Regions from separate parts of the Homo sapiens genome. Here region 1 is linked to region 2. Evidence: read pairs that join two places in POLR2A ChIA-PET (ENCODE). Cell type or tissue: Panc1. All regions are shown on one strand.

What was found. Peaks named below come from ENCODE experiments on the same cell type or tissue, not always from the same donor. Only the 100,000 strongest peaks of a DNase experiment are listed, where the experiment ranks them.
Region 1: POLR2A ChIA-PET joins it to region 2 with 16 read pairs; 6 of 35 experiments call an interaction of 5 or more read pairs at or near these places.

Annotation. Positions count from the first base shown.
Region 1 is chrX:23,737,968-23,740,467 of GRCh38, reverse strand. The region is part of intron 1 of ACOT9 (acyl-CoA thioesterase 9); the gene reads left to right. Among named protein-coding and RNA genes, the nearest start is that of ACOT9, 4.1 kb to the left of the region's middle. In Panc1, no CTCF peak of the experiment used is centred here; no DNase peak of the experiment used is centred here.
Region 2 is chrX:23,887,593-23,890,092 of GRCh38, reverse strand. The region is part of intron 1 of APOO (apolipoprotein O); the gene reads left to right. Among named protein-coding and RNA genes, the nearest start is that of APOO, 19 kb to the left of the region's middle. In Panc1, no CTCF peak of the experiment used is centred here; no DNase peak of the experiment used is centred here; H3K27ac peaks cover 2,206 bases.

The sequences.
Region 1 (2,500 bases), 150 kb after region 2:
ACAGTTTCCATCAGATTATCAGTAAATAGGATACCAAATGTAGTGAAAAGTTACCATTACATGCCAGGCGCGGTGGCTCACGCCTATAATCCCAGCACTTTGGGATACTGAGGCGGGCAGATCACTTGAGGTCAGGAGTTCAAAACCAGCCTGGTCAACATGGTGAAGCCCTGTCTGTACTAAAAACACAAAAACTAGCTGGGCATGGTGGTGCACAGCTGTAATCCCAGCTGCTCGGGAGGCTGAGGCTGGAGAATCGCTTGAACTCGGGAGGTGGAGGTTGCAGTGAGCCAAGATGTTGCCACTGCACTCCAGCCTGGGTGACAGTGAGACTGTCTCAAAAAAAAAAAAAGTTACCATTACCCGAATACTCTTGAATGCTATGTTGACAGTATGATATAGATTTATTATTACCAATATGCTATTGGTATAAGCAACATTTTTTTAAAAAGTGTTCCAATTATGCCTTTGTTGTGCCACAGGAATGTATTTCCAAATTTTTTAAGGCAGCATGCAAAGCAATGGGGCTCTAGGACTACAATTTTCCAAATAAATTGGCCCAAGTGTTTCTCTGTATTCATTAACTCCCTTCTTTTCTCTCCTCATTTGATTCTATGTTTGGCAGTGGTCCGTGATAGTGCCTGGCTTAGGCTATCTTTCCTTTTTTTTTGGAGACAGAGTCTTGCTCTTTTACCCAGGCTGGAGTGCAGTGGTGCGATCATGGCTCACTGCAGCCTCGACCTCCCCGGGGCTCAAGTGATCCTCCCACCTCAGCCTCCTGAGTAGCTGTGACCACAAGTGTGCACCACTACGCCTGACTAATATTTTAAAATTTTTTTGTAGAAACGGGATCTCCCTATGTTGCCCACACTGGTCTCAAGTGATCCTCCCGCGTTGGCCTCTCAAAGTGCTGGGATTACAGGCGTGAGCCATTGTGCCCAGCCTGGTTCTTTTTGATCTTTAGGGGAGACTTTGGAGAAGCATGACTTTCTGGAATAATGATAGCTAGAGATTTTTGAGGACTTGTCAGTATATTAGACATGCTCTTCTAGACGTGCCCTTCAGGGTTTAATATGTGTTAATTCCTTTATCCTTTTGACAATCCTATGGGATAGGTAGTATTATTATCCCCATTTTACAGATGAGGAAACTGAGGATCAGGGAGGTTAGGTAACTTGTCTAAGGTAACTCAGCTAACAAGCAGCATGATTGGGCTCTTTTTTTTTTGAGACAGAGTCTCGCTGTGCAGTGGCACGATCTCGGCTCACCGCAGCTTCCGCCTCCTGGGTTGAAGCAATACTCCTGCCTCAGACTCCCGAGTAGCTGGGACTGCAGGTGCCCGCCAGCATGCCCAGCTAATTTTCATATTTTTAGTAGAGACGGGGTTTCACCATATTGGCCAGGCTGGTCTCAAACTCCTAACCTCAAGTGATACGCCTGCCTCGGCCTCCCAAAGTGTTGGCATTACAGGCATGAGCCACTGCGCCCAGCCTTTGGGTTAACCCCTATACTGTATTGCCTCTCACACAAACAGGATGGAATGATTTTCATCCCTCTTCAGAAAATGCTGCTTCTTAGTGTAACAAAACAATTTCTGTGTATATGTGTATTTATTCAGGTATGTGAGACTGGTTATATAGCTCCTGTTAGTGATGCGTATTCAGGGTATTTAGCCATTCAGAATCAGATCCCATTTCTTATGTTGGATACATTTAACGTGTCTATTATAGTTCCTATTAATGTGTTGGGGGTCATGATTTTTTTGCTCTTTCAGCTAATGGTAGCAATAGAAAGGATTAGCTTTTTCCAGTGTGTTCTTTAAAACCAGATATATTCAGTTGTAGAATGCTAGTTTCTTTTTTGAGATGGAGTCTTGCTCTGTTGCTCAGGCTGGAATGCAATGGGGCCATTTCAGCTCACTGCAACCTCTGCCTCCTGGGTTCAAGTGATTCTGCCTCAGCCTCCAGAGTAGCTGGGACTACAGGTGTGCGCCACCATGCCTGGTTAATTTTTATGTTTTTAATAGAGATAGGGTTTCACCATGTTGGCCAGGCTGGTCTCGGACTCCTGACCTCAGGTGATCTACCCACCTCAGCCTCCCAAAGTGTTAGGATTACAGGCATGAGCCACCATGCCTGGCTGCTTGTTTCTGAGATGGAAGAATGAAGGAATACTTACTCTGTTTCCTTCAGTAAGGCATATGAACCTATAGAAGATACATAAAACAAAATAATGAAAAAAATGGAAAATTCAAATCACGTTCTGAGAAAATGCAGATTAGATGGTCAAAAACAAAAAGACGGCCAGGTGCGGTGGCTCATGCCTGTAATCCCAGCACTTTGGGAGGCCAAGGTGGGCAGATCACAGGGTCAGGAGTTTGAGACCATCCTGGCTAACATGATGAAACCCCGTCTCTACTAAAAATACAAAAAATTAGCCGGGCGCGGTGGCGGCGCCTGTAGTCCCAGCTACTCGGGAGGTTGAGGCAGGAGAATGGCGT
Region 2 (2,500 bases):
TATGTTTGTGGAATGGTGGTTTTCAAAACTTTGCTTATCTTGGGAATAGATTCTTGGGCCCCTCTTAGATTCAGAGTCAGACACTCTGGGGGAAGCTGTTAGAATCTATGCTTTTAAAAAATTCCCCAGGTGGGCCAGGCGCGGTGGCTGACGCCTGTAATCCCAGCACTTTGGGAGGCCGAGGTGGGCGGATCACGAGGTCAGAAGATTGAGACCATCCTGGCTAACACAGTGAAACCCCGTCTCTACTAAAAATACAAAAAATTAGCCAGGCGTGGTGGCTGGTGCCTGTAGTCCCAGCTACCAGGAGGCTGAGGCAGGAGAATGGCATGAACCCAGGAGGCGGAGCTTGCAGTGAGCCAAGATCGCACCACTGCACTCCAGCCTGGGCGACAGAGCGAGGCTCTGTCTTAAAAAAAAAAAAAAAAAAAAAAAACAACTCCCCAGGTGATTCTGAAACCTCTTGTGTACACAGGCCTGCAAAAGCCTTCTATCATGAAGCTGGCATATATTATAAATGGAAGTCTAATAAGATAATAGTTCTGTAATTGTGGGAGAAAAGAGTCACCCTTTTTTTAAATGGGAGAGAGTATTCACTAGATTCTCTATAAAGTTGAAAAAGAAAGCAAGTTGTTAGGTATTTGAGCCCCACCATTCATGAGAGTCTGAATAATTCTGAGGGTGACTTATTTAGCTTAAGGTTTTTATTTGTCTTTAAGGCAGTTTTACTGGAACATAATCACAACATGATCCCAGAGCTATGGAATTCTGGGCAGTCAGTGTACTTTTATTTGCAAAGCAAGAACAGTTTAGCCTTCTGGACACCCATTATGATTTGTTTGTTTACGACCTTACCAGATTCATGTCTTGGTAAACTGTGTCTAAGAATCTACCTTTAAAGCTGAGGGAGCTGACTGATAAACTCAATCTTTTTATTTTATTTTATTTTTTGAGGCAGAGTCTTGCTCAGTCACTCAGGCTGGAATGCAGTGACGCGATTATAGCTCACTGCATCCTTGACCTCCTGGGCTCAAGTAATCCTCCCACCTCAGCCTCCCAAGTAGCTGAGACCATAGGCATGCCCCAAACACCTGGCTAATTTTTTTTTTTTTTTTTGTAGAGATGGAGTCTTGTTATGTTGCCCAGGCTGGTCTTAAACTTCTGGCCTCAAGTGATCCTCCCACTTCAGCCTCCTAATAAACTCAATCTTATGCCTGAATCTTTTTTTTTTTTTTTTTTTTTTGAGATGAAATCTCACTCTGTTGCCCAAGCTGGAGTGCAGAGGTATAATTTTGGCTCACTGCAACCTCCACCTTCCAGGTTCAAACGATTCTCTTGCCTCAGCCTCCCGAGTAGCTGGGACTACAGGCACATGCCACCATGCCTGGCTAATTTTTGTATTTTAGTAGAGATGGAGTTTCAGTGTGTTGGCCAGGCTGGTCTTGAACTCCTGACCTTGTGATCCACCTGCCTCGGCCTCCCAAAGTGGTGGGATTATAGGCGTGAGCCACTGTGCTGGGCCCTGAATCTTTTTTTGAATGTTAATTTATTTTTTAAATTGTGGCCTGAGTCTTTGATTAAATTCATAAGCTTCCTGGAAGCTCTATAAGAGCAGGGACCTTGTCTGCTTATGTGTTTTATCTGTTTAGTACCATGTCTGACATGATGTGGGTGTGCAGTAAATATTTGTTTTTGAAATAAAACCCTGGTTGACCTCTTCTAATTGTTATATATAACCTTGCTTGCCTGACCAGATTTGTTTTGCCAACATCAGTCCTTCGCAAGCTTCAGTGGAGACAGAGTAAGAACCAAATGTCTTTAAGATGATGACAGCCTACCCCTTTACACTTCTTGTTAGGGCCTCATCTAACCCAACACCAATACTGGTTGCTCTGTTTCCATTGACAAGCCCCTTGCGGGCTGTGCGAAACAAAAGTTTTGAGACATAGAGAGTCTAAGGTCCAAGATAGAGTGTACCTTGATACTTTGCTGGGGAGTAGGATCAGACCAGAAAGAAAGAAGAGTTAGCCACAAGAGTGAGAAAACTCAATGACACTCCCTCTGAGGTTTGCAAAGCTAAGGGCCACCAGTTTACCTTTAAGCCAAATTTTCGTTTTCTCTGTGACTATGGGTCTTACAGCTGTATTCAAAACCTCAGAGAAGCCAACACATTAGAGTCCTTACTTTGAGACCCCCAACTAGCTGAATGCCAAGAAAGGCATTTAGTAACTGAAGGGTATACTCCCGAGGGGCTGGATCTAAAGAAATGCCACCTTTGATCTAGCCTGTAACTTAGCACTAATTGGAGATTCAGCTCTTAACAGAGCTTGCTTGACTTTGATTGAGCAAGCCTAACTCATATAATGCAAAGTAGACCATATCTAATCAGTTCTTGGCAGGTGCATATGTACTCATTTTCTGAGCCAACTCATCTGCCCTGACCAGGGAGTGTACCTGGCAACAAGGCTTCTCAAGGACTATCACTTGGGAAAGGGAGTGC